2 separate regions of the Homo sapiens genome follow, and region 1 is linked to region 2. Evidence: chromatin loops called from intact Hi-C (ENCODE). Cell type or tissue: IMR-90. All regions are shown on one strand. Links, peaks and the distances in the headings refer to the core of each region. The heading gives the core; the rest is flanking DNA. Region 1 overlaps LINC01643 (long intergenic non-protein coding RNA 1643). Region 2 overlaps LARGE1 (LARGE xylosyl- and glucuronyltransferase 1).

What was found. Hi-C counts contacts between places; a loop is a spot of excess contacts. Peaks named below come from ENCODE experiments on the same cell type or tissue, not always from the same donor. Only the 100,000 strongest peaks of a DNase experiment are listed, where the experiment ranks them.
Region 1: a loop joins it to region 2, with 5 times the contacts of the local background. A loop is called at or near these places in 1 of 110 quality-filtered maps.

What each region holds. Positions count from the first base shown.
Region 1 is chr22:34,092,838-34,098,227 of GRCh38, forward strand. All of the region lies in intron 2 of LINC01643 (long intergenic non-protein coding RNA 1643), which reads left to right. Among named protein-coding and RNA genes, the nearest start is that of LINC01643, 78 kb to the left of the region's middle. In IMR-90, for the core only: no CTCF peak of the experiment used is centred there; no DNase peak of the experiment used is centred there.
Region 2 is chr22:33,782,863-33,788,252 of GRCh38, forward strand. All of the region lies in intron 1 of LARGE1 (LARGE xylosyl- and glucuronyltransferase 1), which reads right to left. Among named protein-coding and RNA genes, the nearest start is that of LARGE-AS1, 61 kb to the left of the region's middle. RefSeq lists an enhancer at 1-326. In IMR-90, for the core only: no CTCF peak of the experiment used is centred there; a DNase peak (open chromatin) is centred at 2,609.

The DNA.
Region 1 (5,390 bases), core at 67-5,066, 310 kb after region 2:
GCTCTAATCTATGACTAGTATCCTTATAAGAAGAAGAGATGAGGTCTGGGCATAGTGGCTCATGCCTGTAATCCCAGCACTGCAGGAGGCTGAGGCAGGAGGATCCCTTGAGGTCAGGAATTTGAGACCAGCCAGGGCAACATAGAAAGATGCCTGTGTCTACAAAAAACATTTTTAAAAAGTTAGCCATGTGTGGCTGTATGCACCTCTAGTCCCAGCTACTCAGGAGGCTGAAGTGGGAATATTGCTTGAGCCTAGGAGTTTGAGGCTGCAGTGAGCCATGATCGCCACTGCACCCCAGCCTGGATGACAGAGTGATTCTGTCAAAGAAAAGAAGCAAGAGATGATTAGGACTCAGACACACACAGAAGGATGGCTATATGGGAACGCAGGGAGAAGATGGCTATCCTTAAGCCAAGGAGAAAGGCCTTAGAAGAAACCAATTTTGCTGACACTTTGATCTAAGACTTCCAGCCTCCAGAATTATAAGGAAATAAATTTCTGTTTTGTAAGTCACTCAGTCTAGGCCACGTGTGGTGGCTCACACTTGTAATCCTAGCACTTTGGGAGGCCAAGGTGGGTAGATCACTTGAGGTCAGGAGGTCGAGACCAGCTTGGCCAACATGGTAAAACCCTGTCTCTACTAAAAAAAACAAAAATTAGCCTAATGTGGTGGCATGCACCTATAATTCCTGCTGCTAGGGAGGCTGAGGCAGGAGAATCTCTTGAACCTGGGAAGTGGAGGTTGCAGTGAGCCAAGATTGCACCACTGCACTCCAGCCTGGGAAACAGAGTGAGACTCTGTCTCAAAAAAAAAAAAAAAAAAAAAAAAAAAAAAAAGTTACTCAGTTTATGGCACTATGTTATGGCAACCTTAACAAACTAATCCATTACTCTTGTAATAACCAGGTAGTCTGACTTCAGGGTTCATACTCCTAACCACTGTGTTACACTGGCTTGCACACAACAATGGCTAACGTTATTGGCCACTTGCCAATAGCTGCTCAGTAGCAAGGTGGCTGCCTAAAATGAAACCTTCTGTAGTGCCTCATGCCTTTGTCAGTTTCCTTCAGCATTTTGTTCCCACTTTTATTACTTATTCTTCTATGTCTTGCTTGTTTTACCCAGGTGCGGTGTGCTTGCCCTTGGTCTGTGGTACTTGGGAAGAGACCCACAGGTTGCTAACTGAGATCTCATAGAATCTCATGGGATCTACCATCCTTTTCCATATAATACGATCATTTGGTCAACTAAATACCAGAGAAGTGTAAAGCAAAGATCGTTTATTCATTCAACAGACTGACTTGCTCAGTTCTTTTTATCTGCCAGACTGATCACACACTGAGGCTGGAGAAGTGAATTATCTGTCAGCTATGGCATGCAGCTCTGCCATCTTCTTGCTGTGAAATGAAGTTGATATTCTTCTACAGAGGGCCGTTGTGAGGATTATTAAATAAGATGGTTTATGCAAAGTGCTCAACACAATGCTAGTGACGGAGATGGCCTTAACTTTCCTCTAGGCTTGACTTGACTTTAGACAGACTTCTTTCTCACTTGGGGTCCTTCTCTTCCCTTTTTAGAGCATTTACTTTAGAAAATCATAATTGTGAATTCTTTCTCTGCCCCTTTGAGATGTAAATCTTTTTATTTTTATTTTTGAGATGAGGTTTCCCTCTTGTCGCCCACGCTGGAGTGCAGTGGTGTGATCTTGGCTCATCACAACCTCTGCCTCCTGGGTTCAAGAGATTCTTCTGCCTCAGCTTCCCGGGTAGCTGGGATTGCAGGTACCCACCACCACACCCGGCTAATTTTTTGTATTTTTAGTAGACACAGGGTTTCATCATGTTGGCCAGGCTGGTCTTGAACCTCTGACCTCAGGTGATCCACCCACCTTGGCCTCCCAAAGTGCTGGGATTAGAGGCATGAGCCACTGTGCCCGACCATAAATCTTTTAGATCGCACCGCTGCACTCCAGCCTGGGTGACAGAGCAGGACACCATCTCAAAAGAAAAAAAAAAATTCTCATATTGTTAATGAATTTGTGTTATGTGGCTCAATTATATTAATAACAATTGAATTTCAAATAAAAAAAATTCTCTTGCCAGTGGACAACCCAAGAATGTCTTTCTCTAGGACCTGGTAACCATCCTTTTGAAATGTAATCATCATGGAAGAGAATCCCTCTACCTATGGGAGGGTAGGAGCCTAACTTTCAGTGGGCACCTTGCTCTGTGTTGTAAAATTTCTTCCTGTCAAGAAGATGCAAGAAAGCTTATTTTCCTTTGGGTAAGGCCAATTAGCAAGCACAGGTCACCTATGGTCCAACTCACCCTGGCTCTTAAAAACTCCCCCACCTTCAAAAGAAGACATTCATGCAGCCAACAAACATGGAAAAAAAAAAGCTCATTATTAATGATCATTAGAGAAATGCAAATCAAAACCACAATAAGATACCATCTCATGCCAGTTAGAATGGCCATTATTAAAAAGTCAAGAAACAACAGATGGTTGCAGAGAAATAGGAACACTTTTACACTGTTGGTGGGAATGTAAATTAGTTCAACCACTGTGGAAGATGGTATGGTGATTCCTCAAAGATCTTGAACCAGAAATACCATCTGACCCAACAATTCCATTACTTGGGTATATACCCAAAGGAATATAAATCGTTCTATTACAAAATACACGCATGCGTATGTTCATTGCAGCACTATTCACAATAATAAAGACATGGAATCAACCCAGTTGCCCATCAACAATAGATCAGATAAAAAAAATGTGGTACATATATACCATGGAATACTATGCAGCCATAAAAAAGAACGAGATCATGCCCTTTGCAGGGACATGGTTGGAGCTGGAAACCATTATCCTCAGCAAACTAATGCAGCAACAGAAACAACACTGCATGTTCTCACTTGTAAGTTGGGGTTGAAAAATGAGAACATACGGACACAGGGAGGGGAACAACACACACTGGGGCCTGTTGGGGGGTGGGGTAGGGGGAGAGAGAGCATTAGGAAAAATTGCTAATGCATGCAGGGCTTAATACCTAGGTGATGGGTTGATAGGTGCAGCAAGCCACTATGGCACATGTTTACATATGTAACAAACTGGTACATCCTGCCCATGTACCCCAGAACCTAGAACAAAACAAAGCAAAACAACCTCTTCTACCCTTTTGGTTCAGTGCAGTTGACTTCAGATTGAGTTCTGGCCTCTCTTCCCAATTGCAATACCCTTGACTAAAGCCTGCCTTGCTGTTTTTTTTTGTTTTTGTTTTTTTCAAAATATTGATATACCTAGTTGAATTTCTTCTTTTCTGTTTTGTTCCAGTTTTCTGGAACAGGCACTGCAAATGAATTACTTGGAAAATATCACACAGTTAACATTGACCATAGAAGCCATGTTGCATGTCAATAACAGTGCAGATGCTTCTGAAATGCCAGGTGTTTCCCCATCCACATTTTATTTATTTTATTATTATTATTTTAAATTTATTTTTCCACAATTTATTGGGGTACAGGTGGTATTCGTTACATGAGTAAGTTCTTTAGTGGAGATTTGTGAGAACCTGGTGCACCCATCATCCGAGTAATATACACTGCCCCATATTTATTGTCTTTTATCTCTCACTCCCCTCCCACTCTTTCCCTCAAGTCCCCAAAGTCCAGTGTATCATTTTTATGCCTTTGTGTCCTCAAAGATTAGCTCCTACATATCAGTGAGGACATACGATTTTTGGTTTTCCATTTCTAGTTACTGCCTTGCTGTTGAACTTTACTCAGTGCACTTTTAAATTTTGACACCAGGTATACAGTAAGTGTTCAATAAATATTATGCAGTAAGTCTATTATTATGCTGCGCTTTCTGACCTCAAGAACCCCTTATGGTCTTCCGGTGAACGGTGTGTGACATGACCAAGGTAGGGCCTGACACCAAGTTAGGGCTCATTAATGGTTAATCACCTCTGATTTCTCCATTATTGTGTGCAGGATGTGTGTAAATCATGAGCATGTAGAGGTGTGTAAGAAGTAATCATTGCCCCCCCCATGACCTTATAGTCACAAAGTCTGTCATATAACAAGCATTCTATGATCATGTGGCAAGATTTTAGAAGAGGTTGTGCAATCAGCTAGGGAGTACACAGGCAGTGACAAAGCTCAGCCTGGTGACTGGGGAAGACTTCATTTTACCAAAGAGGGACCAGCAGGAAGAGGAAGAGGGAAGACACAGGGTCAGAAAAGCATGTGACATGTTGGAAAGCAGGGAGCCGTTTCCTGTAGCTGGGGTTCAGTGTATAGAATTTGGACTGGGGGCCAGGCGCGGTGGCTCATGCCTGTAATCCCAGCACTTTGGGAGGCCGAGGCAGGTAGGTCACCTGAGGTCATGAGTTCAAGACCAGCCTGACCAACATGGCAAAACCCCCGTCTCTACTAAAAACACAAAATTAGCCGGGCATGGGAGGTGCATGTAATCCCAGCTACTTGGGAGGCTGAGGCAGGAGAATCACTTGAACCCAGGAGGCAGAGGTTGCAGTGAGCCAAGATCACGAGACTCCGTCTCAGAAACAAACAAACAAACAAAAATTGGATCAGGGAAGTGGGAAGAGATGAAGCTGGAAACATAAATTGAAGCCTGATTGGTGAGGTCATTTTATGGCCACAGCATTCGCAGTTGATAAGCAGGCATGTTGCATGGAAGGCTTTTAAGTAATAGGTGCTATAGCCAGTGTTTGATTTAAAGAGGTCAATGCTGATAGTGTGTAGGTTAGATTGAAATGTACAGGGTTTTCATCAGGAACAGGAAGGTTAGCCAGGGGGTTTATTGGAATTGTTTGGATAAATGATGATGCAGGACTCAACAGTGGCCGTGGAGGTGGGGAGGGATGTGGGGAATTTATAAGAGAATGGCAGGGAAGAAAGTGGAGTGTAAGCTAGAGGAAGGGATCATGCGAGGTTAGAAAATGGCATAGATCACAGTAACATTAACCAGAGCAGAGAGTGCAGGAGGAGAGGCTGCATTGGAGGCAGAAGGGAGGCAGGGAGAGAGACGATGGATTCAGCTTTGGACTTACTGCATTTGAGGGGTTTGCAGTATATCAAGGTGGAGTTGACAATTAGACCTTTACATTTGAGTCTGGAGCCTAAGAGAGAGTTTAGAGATAAAGGCCTGGGATTGGTTGGCGTTTAGGTTACCACTGAAATTCCAGGCACGATTGAGTTCTCCAGGGGGAGTATGATGAGAATAAAAGAAAAGAAAATATAAAGGGGCTAAGATAGGTGGACACAAAGAATCTAAGTTTATGAGTCTATCTCCCCATAATTGGAAACACTACTCATAAGAACCATTCTTCCGAAAGAAATTGGCACAGTTAAATGGGACCAAAA
Region 2 (5,390 bases), core at 236-5,235:
CCAAAAAAACAAAATCAAGTTTAAAAAAAAAAAAAAAGAGAGAGAGAGAGGGAGTGTTCCACTTCCACTCATCACACCCTTATTTTTCCTGAGAAATTTCCAGACCGTAGCGTGTCAGGCCATACACTACAGTGCTTCGGCCTGATTTAATTGGCATTGTAATGCTGTGACACAAATGCTATGGTACTCAATTTACAGACGAAAAGACTAAGTATCCAAAAGGTCAGGAGATTCCCTCAAGATCATATAAAGGGCCAAAAGCTTGTTTTCTAGGTCTCCTATCACAGCACTTAGCAAAACACGTTAATCCACTGGATCTGTTTCTCTCTCATCAGAGTGATGAGAGTCTCTTTGAGCACTATGTTTCTTCAGAAAAAAAAAAAATTTGCAAGAGCAGTTTGAGATTATAGCCAAATCATGGGAAAAGGGACTAGAAGGCTGAGATATTTAAAAATTTGTTTGGGAGGCTGAGGCGGTGGATCACCTGAGGTCAGGAGTTCGAGAACAGCCTGGCCAACATGGCAAAACCCCATCTCTACTAAAAATGCAAAAATTAGCTGGGCATGGTGGCGGGTGCCTGTAATCCCAGCTACTTGGGAGGCTGTGGCAGGAGAATCGCTTGAACCTGGGAGGCGGAGGTTGCAGTGAGCTGAGATCATGCCATTTCACTCCAGCCTGGGCAACAGAGCGAAACTCCATCTCAAAAAACACAAATTTGTATGGAGAGTTATCATGAAAGGAAGAAGAGGTGTCTACTAAAAGTACTCTCCAGACAGAAGAGCAGTGTTTTGTTGTTATTGTTGTTGTTGTTGATTTAATCAAACAAGTATCCATTGTGGCCTACTACATATGAGAAATTGCTTGCAACCCAGCCAAGGATATGGTCGCAGGATAAGAGAATGGCAGTGCTGGTGCCACTGCATGATTCTGACAATCACTGCTGCAGAACGGGCTCTAACTTCCCTGGTGGTTATTGACCACCAGGCTCTACTGGAAGTAGTGGAAGTAGTGGGCGGTAGAGGGAGATTAGAGTGGTCTTTCCTCAATGGGCTCTAAAAAGGACCTATGTGTTTAAAAGGAGCTTCCAAGTTGGTAAGGCCAATCAGTTCCAAATCACTAAGACAATCTCTCTCTTTCTTTTTTCTTTTTCCCCTTTTAGTGCATGGCAGATCCAAGATTACCTCCAATCCATCCTTCAGAGACCTCCTCTTTGGTAAAACCAACTCAGACTCCTCTGAGCTCTCACTAGACTCTGCTTAATTAGAATGGCTTTTCGTTTCGTTTTGTTTAACAACTGCAACAATTGCTTTCTGCTAATGAATAAACCAATAACATTACGACTTGCAGTAGTATTTTCTATCATATACTGAGCAGTATCTTTCTGCAATGCCAAGCTCTACATACATGAGTGCTTCACATACGTTGTCTTACTAAAATCCAACCCTGTAAATTAGTTAATACTATCCCCAATGTATAGAAGAGGAAATAAAGCAATTTGCTCGAAGTCACAAGCCAGTAAATGATGGAACAAAAATATAAACCCAGCAATCTGACTCCAGAATGTCTATTTGTCACCATATGGCCTGTGTATAGCGTGGGAGCTCCTGGAAGTTAACTAAAGAACTACTAACTTCTCGCTTAAATTTGAGGGAACAAAAATGGAAGGTAAGGATTTCTAGTGCCCTAATTCACTTTTTAAACCAGTTCAGAGTTTAGGTGCTCCGGTGCAAGATCAATAATGTATTGAAAAGTTAGAATAAAAGTGGCATTCTACCCTCAAAGAAGTCTGTTCTGCTTTCAGGAGACAGTCACAGGTACTAATATGCACAAAATGAATCTTTATTTTATTTATATACACACATACAGAGTTTATATTTGTACATAAACAATATATATACCATATATTCATACAGTATGTATACCATATAGTATACATACACACATACACATATGTATATACACATATATGTATAATATACACACATAGACAGTTTATATTTGTACGTATTTATACTATATTTGTACAGTATATATACTGTATATTATATGTGTGTGTATATACATATATGTATATACACGTGTATACATGTGTACATGGGTATATACATGTGTATACATACATATGTGTACGTGTATATACATATATGTGTATACATACATATGTGTATATACATATATGTGTATACATACATGTGTATATAGATATATGTGTATACATACATATGTGTATATACATGTGTATACATACATATGTGTATATGCATATATGTGTATACATACATATGTGTATATACATATATGTGTATACATACATATGTGTATATACATATATGTGTATACATACATATGTGTATATACATATATGTGTATACATACATATGTGTATATATGCATGTGTATATGTGCATATGTGTATATATACGTATATATGTGTATATATATACACACACACCCCACTTAAATTAGCCATCCATTTTATGAATTAGAAAACTGAAGTATTCAGATGTTACACAACTCATAAAGTCACTCGATGAGTAACGGGTGAACAGTATCTCACCCCAGGCCTGCCTGTTTCACATCCAGCACTCTTTCTAATACCCTAACCGATTACTACCAGAGTGGCTAGTGTGAATCACCTACCCTAGGCTAACAATGCACAACATGAAAGGAATCAAGACAGGAAGAAACCCAGTGCCTGGTTTCTACAGACCTCTGACAAGTTTAAAAAAGAAACAAACAAAACTGTAAAACCCATGTGTAGTGATCACAGGGCCAACTGGAGGGGAAAAAAAACATAATTTGTTCATTTACAAATACTTTTAAGCTGCTTGTCAAACAAAATGAGTTTGTCTGCCAGATGAGATCTCAATTTTCTAAGTTCATTAGCAGCTGATGAACGGAAAGGGTCACCTGGTGATTTCATAATTTGGCCCTGAATCTTGTCAAAGCCACTTAAAAAAAAATTCCAAGCTGTCAAGAGAGAAAGGAAATGCCATTTTATCTAATTTGTGCACTATTTCTGTGCAAACAAGGGGTAGATATTTAGACATGCTGTATTAAGTTGCCATAACCAGGGCAGGGTGGTAAAAAAATAAAAAGGAGAAGAGGCAGGACTGTTTAAAATGCACAGTACCAGAAGCCACAGGCAGCACTAAATTGCCTGGAGGCCAAGTCTGACAGCATCTTTATTATTTTTATTTTTTTAATCCTGTAGGTAGCAAAAACATGCTTCTAAATTACAAAAATTCCTCAAGAAGTACATTGTCTTTTGGGCATAAGTAGGGCACAGTATTCAGGTGCTGGGAAGACAGGGAAGGTGGCTTTCCAAGTTCTAATAAGGCCCTTCTTAGAAGAAAAAGGCTCTTATTTTTACTATACATTCATTTTATACTGCAAAGGAGCACCAAAGTTCTTATTCAAGCATATTAATTGGAAAAAAGCATCCCCAATATATTCTCTCCAAATTGCTCCACCAGGAGCTATCAAAGTGAGATTCAATATTGCTACTCCCAAAAGGCACTTCTCTTTTGAGGAATTAATTAGATTTGGTCCCTGGAATTCCATCTCAGCCTCTCCAAAGCTGAGACAGGTTACCTGGGAAAGGGTGGACTCTTCTCTCCAAGAGATAGGAAACAGTACAAAATATTCCAACCTTATAAAGAGGTGCCTCAGAAGGAGGTTGGGGACCTCTCTCTCTCCCTACTCCCTCCAGAGGGTCTCCGAGAATTCTCCTCCCTTCAGAGCCTCCCCTCCTGAGGGGGTCCCCTGGCATTTCCCTCAGGTCTCACTCAGCTTAATTCTCACATCCTTGAAGAGCCTTCCTCAGTACCAAATACCTGTCCTGCCTATAACACCATTACAGCTTAACAGTAAGATAGGCTGGGCGCAGTGGCTCACGCCTGTAATCCCAGCACTTTGGGAGGCCAAGGTGGGCGGATCACCAGGTCAGGAGTTCGAGACCAGCCTGGCCAATATAGTGAAACTCCGTCTCTACTAAAAAATACAAAAATTAGCCAGGCGTGGTGGCGCCTGCCTGTAGACCCAGCTACTCAGGAGGCTGAGGCAGGAGAATCACTGGAACCCGGGAAGCAGAGGTTGAAGTGAGGCGAAATTGTGCCACTGCACTCCAGCCTGGGTGACAGAGTGAGACTCCATTTCAAAAAAAAAAAAAAAAAGAAAGAAAAAGTAAGATAATGGTACACATGCACTGTAATAGGTCTTCCCTCTCAGAATGTTTTGCTTCATTCCACGTTAAGTGAATGGCATGCTATACTTCCACGTAACAGCTGGTATTATCTTCTACCCAATTTCAAGCAGGAACTAGAAAAGATCTTTGAGACTTCTGATTTGCTGGTTAACCTAAACCTCTGGAAAAGCACTGGAGAGGCAAGTTTTACAGAATATGGGGCACTAGTTAGACTGGTGACCTTATTCTCAGTGGTGATGTTATTGTCCCTGGCAATAAGTGAGTGCACTGATCAGGACATTTTCCCTACGCTCCTCCTACCAAGACAGGATCTTCATGGGTGATATCTCAATATTGTTCTGAAACAGCTTTTAATTTCCAGAATTTCAGATTTCTACATTTGACACCTGATATAAAATAATATTTCAAAAGCAAATAAAGGTGATTTTATGACCAGTCCTGCCTCCAAACTATCTTCCTTCCAAGTCAACTCCAAAGTCTTCTTCCAGACCCCATTCACCACAGGCTTTCTGCATGAAGCCGTTCCCAACATGTTGCACTCAGCTCAATCAGAATGAGAAAAATCAAATATTTACATCAGCCTTAAAAATCTTCATCTCTCAGTTCAAAAGAACTTAGTGAGAAAGTTACCCCCTCCCTTGACAATTCTTCTAATGCATTCCAGGCAAGCCTCAATACACTGTTAGTGTGTCCTTACAGCCCTTCAACACTTGGTAAGAAGGAACTGAGAGTTTCCATTCAGATAGCTTTTGGCTAGTAGCAGCATCTAGCCAGACTTGAACATGGTTTAGTTCCTGTGGTTCCCTGCTATTTATAGAGAATGACATAAACTTCTTAATATCTTTAATGTATTTAAGTAAATAACAAGGTCTTAAGAAGATGTGGCCAAACACTATAAAGGGATATGAGGATGACAGAGTTCATGAAACCCTGCCCAGTAAAGTCCAGGAGGCCAGAGACCAAGCATCCAGCTGGTTCTCAGCTATGTCCACCATACTTGGTATTATTTGTTGGCTGTGTCCTCAACCAAATCTTACCTTGAATTGTAATAATCCCCACATGTCATGGGCAGGGCCAGGTGGAGATAAGTGAATCATGGGGTCGGTTTTCCCCATACTGTGCTCGTGGTAGTGAATAAGTTTCATGAGATCCGATGGTTTTATAAAAAAGGGCATTCCCCTGC